Regions from separate parts of the Homo sapiens genome. Here region 2 is linked to region 1. Evidence: chromatin loops called from intact Hi-C (ENCODE). Cell type or tissue: heart right ventricle. All regions are shown on one strand. Links, peaks and the distances in the headings refer to the core of each region. The heading gives the core; the rest is flanking DNA.

The links. Peaks named below come from ENCODE experiments on the same cell type or tissue, not always from the same donor. Only the 100,000 strongest peaks of a DNase experiment are listed, where the experiment ranks them.
Region 2: it touches region 1 in a loop (2.4-fold over the local background); 2 of 110 quality-filtered maps call a loop at or near these places.

What each region holds. Positions count from the first base shown.
Region 1 is chr6:150,449,844-150,455,226 of GRCh38, forward strand. No RefSeq gene overlaps it. Among named protein-coding and RNA genes, the nearest start is that of IYD, 84 kb to the left of the region's middle. In heart right ventricle, for the core only: no CTCF peak of the experiment used is centred there; a DNase peak (open chromatin) is centred at 3,128; H3K27ac peaks cover 2,696 bases.
Region 2 is chr6:150,579,521-150,584,903 of GRCh38, forward strand. No RefSeq gene overlaps it. Among named protein-coding and RNA genes, the nearest start is that of PLEKHG1, 18 kb to the right of the region's middle. In heart right ventricle, for the core only: no CTCF peak of the experiment used is centred there; no DNase peak of the experiment used is centred there.

The DNA.
Region 1 (5,383 bases), core at 284-5,283:
TGTGCCTGTAAGGACAGAGACACTTTTCAAAGCAAATCCCAATTCTGCAGCGGATTTTACTAGGCTCTTTTCCAAATCAGCCTATTAAATTAGTTTCATTATTTTTTGGTGAAGAAAGACTCAGCAATAACCACCTTTATTCACCTACAGAAGCGTCTTCTAGAAACAGCACAGTGAGTGCTTACAGACAATGATCTTGTCATGCTCCACCTAGTCTTCCACACTGGCCATCACCAGGTGCTTCGGAAAGACTGAAAATACCAAAAATGTTCATAAATATACAAAGTTAGCTCACCAATTTCTTCTGGGAGTGTCTTCTGGGCTATAATGGCTGCCCACTTTGCAACCTGAACTATGAGGCAGTTTTTGCTCATGTAACTAGCTCTAGTTACAGAATTCTTGTCTAGCAATTGCCATTATGCATATGAAATTATGATTTTTAGAAGCCATACTCCAACTCTGTTACACATTGAACAATGAGAACACATGGACACAGGGAGGGGAACATCGCACACTGGGGCCTGTTGGGGGGTGGAGGGCTAGGGGAGGAATAGCATTAGGAGAAATACCTAATGTAGATGATGGGTTGATGGGTGCAGCAAACCACCATGGCACGTGTATACTTATGTAACAAACCTGCAAATTCTGCACATGTATCCCAGAACTTAAAGTATAATAGAAATAAAAACATACCTTGTATTAATGTTTAGTTTTGGTTCTTTTTTTGTGGTCTGATATATGGCAATAGCTCATTATTATCTAAAGCTAATATAACTGTATTGAAACTAAATTACGTTTACTTGTCTTCACAGTGTGAGAAGAAAAGACACTTCTATCCCCTCCTTTGGGAGAAAATATCATGAAGTTTTTCATTAGTTAGGGAGTTAAATGCATGAAGAAATACAGAAAGCATTATCTTGTAAGTGTTGCCATTTTGATAGCCAATTAGTTAGTTTTAAAAATGAGAGTCAAGTCAACATCTCAAGCTCAATTAGAAAAATTTTCTGAAAGTGTTTGTTCTAAAGATTCCCTAAAGAAAAATATTTTTGGCTCAAGTGAAGGTAGGGCTGTAACTTTTTTATATCTGTATTCCCTATCACTGCCAAGACATGATAGATGCTCAGTAACTGCTGAACTCAATAAATTGTTAAGAATTAGTGAAAATCTTGTTTTAGAGACTTGCTCTAAGAGCAAGAACATGGACTTTGAAGTCCAGCATGCCTCAGTTCAAAATAGGTCTCTCTCGCTTGCCATAAGACTGGGCAGCTGAATTATCACGTGACGTCCAGTCTCCTCATCAGTGAAAGGAGAGCAAAAAGATGAATGTCTCTGGGCTTCTGGAGACAACAGTCATAATGGATGTTGGGTACCCAATGCAAAGAAAAGGAGGCTATAGTTAGGAGGATTATAAGATAAGGTCTTGACCATCATCATCAGAAAATGAGTTTTTCTCTAACAATGACAATTAATCCCTCCTTCCTTCCTTTGTTATTCTCTCTGTTGGTATTTATTTCTTGATACTTAGTTCAATTTCCTGCTTTACGGCAAAATATCGAACCTATTGGTCTCTTTCTGATGTTTGATGAGGGGCCCCACAGTAATTATTCATTCTAAACATCACGTAGGATTATTGAGTAAATGTTCATATGGAAAGTGTGAGAAACTGGGTTAAATGTGTTTTGGACCCCATACACTCTGGGAGATGTTTTATTATTTGTTTACTTTTTTTCAAAAGCAACATTATCAGTTTGACTCCTTTAGATTGCCTAACTTCTTTCTTCTAAAAGTAAGGGGCAGAAAACAATTAAGTCAGTGATCTTATTGGTGAGTCTGGGGAGCACAGTGGACATACCAGCTTGACACACTTCTCAGGAATAAGCTGTTGCTTTGTAAGTGGGTGAAAAAGGCTTCAACCTGCCCTGGTGCCTAAGAGGCAGAATCTCAGATAAGGGTGGACGGACCATGCAAACAGGTGCTTCACACACAAATCACAGGAAAAGCCTCTGGATGTGAAGTGTGAAAAGAACCGCTCACCACCCAGTGGCCTTATCAGTGACAGTGGCGCGTGTGCATGCACACAGGGCTCTTTGTGGGCCATCCCGGGGGCGTCTTTGAATTACCAAGGACAGGACACTAGCAGAAGGGGTCGGCAAACAGCTTCTGCGTTCTTGAGCTGAGTTGGAAGGATGAGAGGTTCAGAGGTAGCGGAGGGGAAAAGATGTTCAGCTAGAGAGGAGTTAGGAGGCTTTCAGCACTCTATCCCTTTACGAAGGCTTTGTGCAATATGACTGAGGGACGTTTGCTCGCACAGCTGACTTTCTCATTGCTTGATATACAGTTGCGGATAAACCTGTCATCAGTGAGCTAATGAGCAGGCCCTTGTGCTGCTGCCTAGCACAGACAAGAGCCACAGGCACACCGTGATGCCTTTGGAGCCTGTTTTTTCCAATTGAGGCATTTGAAATATGTCCTGCACCATGGAACATTAGTGATATTTTGAAATGAAAAAAGGAGCTGTTTCTCCAGCTCAGGGCCCAGTATTGGTAGATTGGTAGTAAGGCTGTTTCCTGTGATCCTCAGCAGGCAGGCATGTTGCCTGCTGGGCGTTTTCCTTCATATTTCATTACATCTCCTGGAAACGATCTTGCCCTAGAGGCCTGGTTGTGTTTGAAGAAACATGGTCCTTAGATCTGCAGCTTCAACACCGGGAAGCATCGCTCCAAGTAGTGGGGCTAGAGGAGCGCTCTGGAAAGCCAGCAGTAGAACATTCCTCCGTTTCCACCGAGACAGGCCTCTTAGAAAGGCCAGCCTCCAGGCCACACACTTGCTTGGTCCTGGAGTCACTGAAGGCCTCTCTCACTGGTTCAGTGTTCCTTCCTCTAGGCCAGGCTGTTTCCACACCTATGACCCGGTGTTAAAACCAGGCCCATGTGTGACCGTGTGGGCCACAGAATATAAAGTAGACACCCCGTTTTTTTGGATTGTTTCCTAATGTTCATGATTCCTGGCAACTGAAAAGTGCTTCCAGGGACAGGACTTACGGTGGGGCGGAAGAGGGAGGAGAGGAAAGTGATGTGAATACTGCTGACACCGTGGAAAGGCTGCTGGGAGGGCCCCTGAATCAGCAGGAGTTCACCTTCCTTCCCGTCCCGCTCTCCAGGCCCCAGTGCTGGGGTCAGCAGTTCATGCATAAGAAATCAGGATTCTTTGGAGCAATTCATGCTGCCAAATGCACACTGACATTCCAGGCCAAACCCCACTCCGCATTTGAAGGTCACTTGGCCTGCGTCAAGCACACTTGACAATTGCTCAAAGGGAAATGAGGGAATTGTTTTGTATAAATGAGTCAACTTACCTTCAATGAACACCACTGGAAATGAACCTGGCAATGATAGACGAGTTTGCATGGCTTTACCTAAGCACCGTCATAAATTATGGCATGTATTATGTACCTCTCAGCTTATGCTCTATGTCAAGTATGGGGAAGAAAATAATACAGTCTAGGCAATTTCAGCAAGACTGGGGTCAACTTGTTAGGAGCATGTGTTCACATGTCAGTGACCTGCAGTAAGGAAAAGAGAAATGAACATAGTCCAAGGTGGGAGGTAACCAGCACCAACCTCTTCCTTCCCCCCATATGGCCACCCTTGGTGTCAGCTTCTCCTAGGGGTGGCTGGCCACCTACCTCTCAGGGGGAGGTGGAATTAGACACCCAACGCACAGCACTGTGGACACTGGCAGGAGGCCTGGGACAGGCTGAGGGGATAAAGAGGTACCCTGCAGAGCATGGTTAACCTGCACCAGGGACAATGAAGAGTTGGATATGCAGATACCTGGATAAACATTGGAAAATACACTCAGTTTGAGAAAATATTTACAAGCGATTCAGGGAAGAGGATGAGTCCATGATGCTGTGGGTAGTAAATTAACAACCATATATATTGTATGCTGAGACAAAACAGGATTGGGAGAAGTCATTTTCATATAAGAGAAAAGTGGGTTTTCCCCATCTTTTCCAACTTGTGCTGCAAGCTCCAATGATGCTGCTGGAGAAAAACTTATCTCATGGAGTTGTTGGCTACTTCGTATGGTGATACAAGGTAGAGGTAACCTCAGACACTCTTTCAGCCCTTTTATGATCCATGTTAACTCCCTCCATCATGAAACTGGCAAAGGGATTCACAATCCTCACTGGGTTCTCAAAAACATTTACCACTTAGACATAAATTTTCACCTGAAGTCAGATTACATAGCTATATGCAAAAAGGAAGCAAAAGATCTTTACAGTCAGTTTCCCACTAATCCCCAAGACATGCTCGGTAGGAGGGCAGGAAGAATAAATCCAACCTCGACATCTGCAGAGAAGCCCAAAGCTCTGCCAGAGACCCCTTGGGGTTGGCTGCTGCGGTCACCTGGTGGCCCTTCTGCCTGGCTTGATGGAAACGTGTGCACTCAGTCTTGGGGCTACAGACAACCTGATCCAGAAAAAGAGTTCCTGCCAGCCTCTCCTTCTCTCCTCGTCCAACCTGGATGCACAAGACTCCAAGAAAAAATAAAAATTAAATGTTCTTACCTCACAGCAGTTGAGGATTCGTGGTATAACTTAAACCTCACCTGGAAAACCAGCAGGGAGAGGGTCGGTGAGTGTCTATCTCTTTTGACTTCTAAATCTGTGCCTTACCTTTTAGTCATCCTGCTCGATGCTTGGCACTGGAAATGGATTCCCTCGATTGTGCCAGATACCCACAATGCCATAGGTGTGTGTGTGTGCATGTGTGTGTGTGTGCGTGTGCATGTATGTATGTTTGCATGTGTTATACATGAGTGCATGCATGCATTTGTGTATGTGCACATGACCTTGTGCATGTATGCAAATGTCGGGGAGCCAAGGCCTGGCGCAGAGGCTCATGCCTGTAATCCCAGCACTTTGGGAGGCCGAGGTGGGCAGATCACCTGAGGTCAGGAGTTCGAGACCAGCCTGGCCAACATGTTGAAACCCTGTCTCTATTAAAAACACAAAAAAATTAGCCGGGCATGGTGGTGCACCCATGTAGTCCCAACTACTCAGGAGGCTGAGGCAGGAGAATCACTTGAACCCGGGAGGCAGAGGCTGCAGTGAGCTGAGATTGCACCACTGCACTCCAGCCTGGGTGGTGATTGAAACTTCGTCTAATAATAATAATAATAATAAATTTTTAAAAATTATATATATATATATGTATATATAATCAGGGAGTCAAGTTTGCCTTCGAGATGCTGAGGAGAGAGTGCTCTAATCCCTCCCTGGTGTTGCCCTGCTGGAAAGAACTAGTGAGAGTGTGGGGAGGGGGAGGCTGAGCATCATCAGGGAACCTGAATGAGGCCTGGCAGTGCCAGCCAGCTT
Region 2 (5,383 bases), core at 209-5,208, 130 kb after region 1:
GCCCTCTACCACCTCTTTTAAAGGATTTCCATTGACATCTGGAGGTCTTAGATGCTGAGATTTTCTATACGAAAGAAAAATGAATTTGCCTTCCAACTTTCCTCAAAGATTTTATTTCTGGAATGATTTTTATAATCCTCAAGAGCAATTTTCTCCACTGTCTTTCTATGCCATGAAGTGACACATCTCTGCCTGCCACCAAGCATGGTTCCTCAGCAATACATTGAGTCATGCCTGGTGACAGTATCCCCAAGGCCTGCCAAAGGCACTGTTGGCTTTGGACGCCAGACGGCTCTTGGCTCCTGGAGCTACTCTTTTACATGCCAGTGAGTGCAAGGCAGCACTTCAGACATGGGATTCTGAGGTCTGATCTAACATGCAGCATCAAGAAAATATATTGTAAAACAGAGGACATAGTGCTACACTAAAATAGCATATTCTGTGAATCCAGTCGTGCAAGTGACAACGTACCAATTACATTCAACTATAGCTTTGCTTACTTTTTAAAGTTTCATGTTAAAATGGTAAAGATTTACATGGAAACAGTTCTCTCCAGTGGACTGTAAGTCCCATGAGTGAAGGAAATGGGCTTGGTGTTCCCTTGATGATGCCTCAGAGTGCATCATAAGCACACCCAGCACAGCTCCGGGAGTGTTCTGGAACGCACCAACAGTGGAACTCTGTGCTGACCCCAGCTGTCATTCTCGGAGCACCAAGAAAGGGCAGTGTGGCAGTGCCTCCAGGAACATCATCCTCACCCTTGGGTTCTACAGCTCCTTCCTAGGCAGCACAGCCAAGCTCTTGCTTGCCCTCCTCCCCAGCTCCCACCCACCCCTCCTCTTGCCTGGCTGAAGGGAAGCATGAGCGCCCTGTTCCCAGCAGCTTCCCCTAAGTGGCTGCCTGACAGCCCCTGTTCAAGCGCCTACAGCCAGGGGTGACAGGGCCTGTGCAGTCACACCCCATCAAGAGCTGGGGGCCCACCCAAGCCCCACCCAAGGGTCTCTGTGTGTCACCTATCCATCTGGTGAGGGTTTCCCACTCCAAAGAAAAGCCCTTTCAGTCCGTTCAGCTTGCCTCTTAAGCACAGCTTCTGTCATACCAAGAGGCTATTAGATGCCATTATGTTACATACCATGGCATAGCACCTAAGTCACAGGCATGATGACATCAGTGTCAAGTAGAACTGTGCTCAAATTTAGTCTCCAGCTAGCTGGACCGGACTGTTCAGATTTCCCAACTTCTCTAGTCCCTAATTTTGTAAATGAGTAAAACAGAGGAGGTGATGATGATGATGTTGATATTATTTTCATAGGGTCCTTTACTGTATTAAATGAAATAATACTAGCAAGCCACTTGGTACTATCTAGCAACACAGAATCTCTCAATACATAGTAGCTGTTATGAAGTTTCCTCTCCACCTCCCATGTTCTCTTACACATCCTGTAGTACAGAGTATGTACTTTTGTGCATTTTTCAAGTTATGAAAATGTGCTAATAGCATGTTAGAGCACATGTCAATCATTCAGATACTAAACAGGTTAATCAGTTAAATAGATTAATTCTAGGTATTCCATTAGTGCAGAAAGCAATAAACTAAAAGAAACCTAATAGAGCAGCAGTATATTTTTAAAAGTGGCTTCCATGTTGAGGCTTGAGTGTCCATCCAACACGATCACCTCCACATTACACAATAAGAACTCATTAATACTCAGAAAGATTAACCTGAGCTACTACAAGGTCTGTATTGGTGAGAAAAAGACCCAATTTTTTTTTTTTTGAGGTGGAGTTTCACTCTTGTTGCCCAGGCTGGAGTGCAATGGCACAATCTCAGCTTACTGCAACCTCCGCCTCCCGGGTTCAAGTGATTCTCCTGCCTCAGCCTCCCAAGTAGCTGGGATTACAGGCATGCGCCACCACGCCCAGCGAATTTTGTATGTTTAGTAGAGACGAGGTTTCTCCATGTTGGTCAGGCTGGTCTCGAGCTCCCGACCTCAGGTGATTTGCCTGCCTCAGCCTCCCAAAGTTCTGGGATTACAGGTGTGAGCCACCACATTTGGCCAAGACCCTATTATTTCAAGAAGACCTTTTAAGGTACAAATATTCTTGATGCTTTTCTATGTGATATATTGCAAAGGAAAGGGGATGCTAGTGACCCCAAAATTCAGCAAGCCAAAATGCCCTATTTTGCAAGGTTTTATTTTATCCAGACTTGATTGAATTGAGTGAGTGAAGAGTGTCTGTGGATTGGAAGATTTCTGGCTATGTGTGGTTGAACTGGCATCCATCACAATTCTTTTTCCTGTGTCCTCCTTCAAGACCATGTCATTAGTCTTTACCTATGGTTTAGGCCTCAGAGTAGGGAACATAAAATATATAATCAAAAGATAACATGCTCCACTAAAAGCATTTTTTCATACTATTACATTAACCCTGAAAATACTTCTATGAAGCAAATATTAATATGCAGAACTTACTAACTTCCTTTGATTGCTGGAGAGATGAGGAGCAGTAAGTAGTTGAAGGGCCACTGAAATTTACAACATGAGCTACTCCTGTCTCATTAATACCAGAATTTGGGTCTGTGGATGCCTCATCGCCTCTTTGCTATCACATTGCCTTTGAAGGTTTGCAAAGAGCTGCAGTTCTGACTTCCCCTTAAGCTGAATATAACTGACTTAGGGGAGAATGACCATTTCAGGGAGGGTGTGCTTCATCTCCCGAGGGGAAAGCACAGTAGCCCATTCACTGTGCTGATCCCTGAGTGACTCATAACGCAGCTGCTTAGATAGATTTATGGCCAGTTGATGGATTTAAGGGCTGTTAGCTCTTTTGTTTAATTCATATTAATAAAGAAGGGGGCTGTATAAAAATTTACTGTTGCATGGAGAGAATCTATGAAGCATCACAGCACAAAGATTATTATGTCTTGACAGCTCAAGAAGTAGAGTAGAACCATGCTTTCTTTAATCAGGTTTTGCAGTCTTAAAAGCAAGCATGCTTTGTTGGAATTTACCCATAAAATTTGCAGGACAAACTAAACTCCAGCAATTATGTTAAAGCCCTGTTCTCTTCTTACCCACCACCACCACCACCACCACCACGAAATTACTTTTACCGCCAAGACATAATGTCTGTGTGTGTGTGTGTGTGTGTGTGTGTGTGTGTGTGAGAGATGTGGCTTTTTTTTTTTTTTAGATCAGACATAAACACTCCAAGGCTGAATTCTGGCAAGTTCTTTTGTCCAAGTTCTTAATTTATGCTGACATACAGTGTGCATACATCAGTTTACAGCTACTATGGAGAAATCAAATCCTGATGATGTCATATAGTGGCATAAAATTCTTAAAGAACATCTGAACTTGCAAGGGACAGGATTCATTCTTATTTTCTACAGAAGCTCTCTTCAAGTATTAGGGGCTAGCTGGGTTCTCAATGCATAACACTGAATATGAGATGCATAGGAAAGGCATCTCGTTTGCTACGTATTTGCCATGTTTTAGGTACAATGTCTATCTTATTTTACTTATCAACACAATGACGGTTCAAGGTATGATTAATGAGGAAAATAAGACCAAGAGAGGTTAAGTAACAATCTCATCAAGGTCACCTTGAGCAATTGTGGTAGGCAGAATTCTGAAAATGACTCCAAAGATTTTATGCTTTAATCCACAGAACTTGTGAATCTAATGCAATATCACTCCCAGGATTATATCATGTGGCTCAGTTGACCTTAAAATAAAGAGACTATCCATGGCTCTAATTTAATCACATACATTCTTAAAAGCAGAAAGTGTTCTCTGCCTGCTACTCAAGAAGTCAGGGAGATTCAAAGCATGAAATGGTTTGATGGATGTCCCTTGCTGGCTCTAGGATAAAGGGTAAAAGGTCTATGTGCCAGAATAAGAGATAGGCCTCTAGGAACTGAAAATGAATGCAAGCAAGGAAACAGGGACCTCGGTCCTACAACCAAAGAAACTGCATTCTGCCAACCACCTGAACGAGCTTGGAAGTGATTCTTTCCCAGAGCTACAGATAGTGAACTCCTTGAGCATGAGGTTGTTGGCAGAGAACCCAGCTGGGCCACACCGGACTTCTGACCTATGGCAATCGTGAGATAGAAAGGGGTGTTTTTTGTTTGTTTGCTTGTTTGTTTTGTTTTTGTTTTTTTGAGATGGAGTTTCACTCTTGTCACCCAGGCTGGAGTGCAATGGCATGATCTTGGCTCACCGCAACCTCCGCCTCCCGGGTTCAAGCGATTCTCCTGCCTCAGCTTCCTGAGCAGCTGGGATTACAGGCACGTGCCACCATGCCTGGCTGATTTTGTATTTTTAGTAGGGACGGGGTTTCTCTATATTTGTCAGGCTGGTTTCGAACTCGCGACTTCAGGTGATCTGCTCACCTCGGCCTCCCAAAGTGCTGGGATTACAGGCATGAGCCACTGCGCACGGCCAGGGGTGTTGTTTTAAACCACTAAATTTGTGGGGATTTGTCATGCAGCAATAGAAAGCAAATATAGCAAGGAAGTGGAAGAGCTGAAATCCAAATGCAGCTCCACTTGGCTTCAACCAAGTGAACAAGAAAACTTCCAGCCTAATCACAAAACTGACGTAAATAGGTTAATACAGAATAAAGAACTAAATCATTTCCAAAGCAGAATAGCACGGTGAGCTCTTAGTTTGGTATTTACCTCCACCCCAATCCTTGATGTCATCCTCTGGAACAGCCGTGCTTCTGCTGCTGAACCTCTACTCACCACGATTGCACTCCTGTCATTACTGTTACCTTCATTAGGTCATGCTTCCCAGTTTTTCAAAACATTTTCAGGTTTGTTATCTCATTTTCTCTTCACAACAACTCTGCAAAGCCGACTAGACAGGAATAATTATCCTTGCTCTCTGGTTGAAAAAGGTGAAGAGCAAGCCATTAACTAATTTTTCTAATAGTCACCAAGTCACTGAATAGGATAGCCAGGAACCAACTCTGGCTTTCCTCCAAGTACAATCTTTCCCTTGAGATTATTAAGAAACCAGGCTGGGTGTGGTGGCTCACGCTTGTAATCCCAGCACTTTAAGAGGCTGAGGTGAGAGAAAGTGAGATCCTGTCTCTACAAAAAATTTAAAAATTAGCTGGATATGGTGGTATACACCTATAGTCCCAGCTACTTGGGAGGCTGAGGCAGGAGGATTGCTTGAGCCTGGGAGGTTGTGGCTGCAGTGAACTGTGATCATGTCCTCCAGCCTGGGTGACACAGCAAGACTGTGTCTCAAGCAAACAAAAAAAAGAGGCCAAAGCTCAGAGGAATGGAGCAGCATGCAGTGGGTCATGTACCTACTGGCCTCATAATTCCTGGTTTCCCCACGCACCAACTTGGAATTCCTCTGTG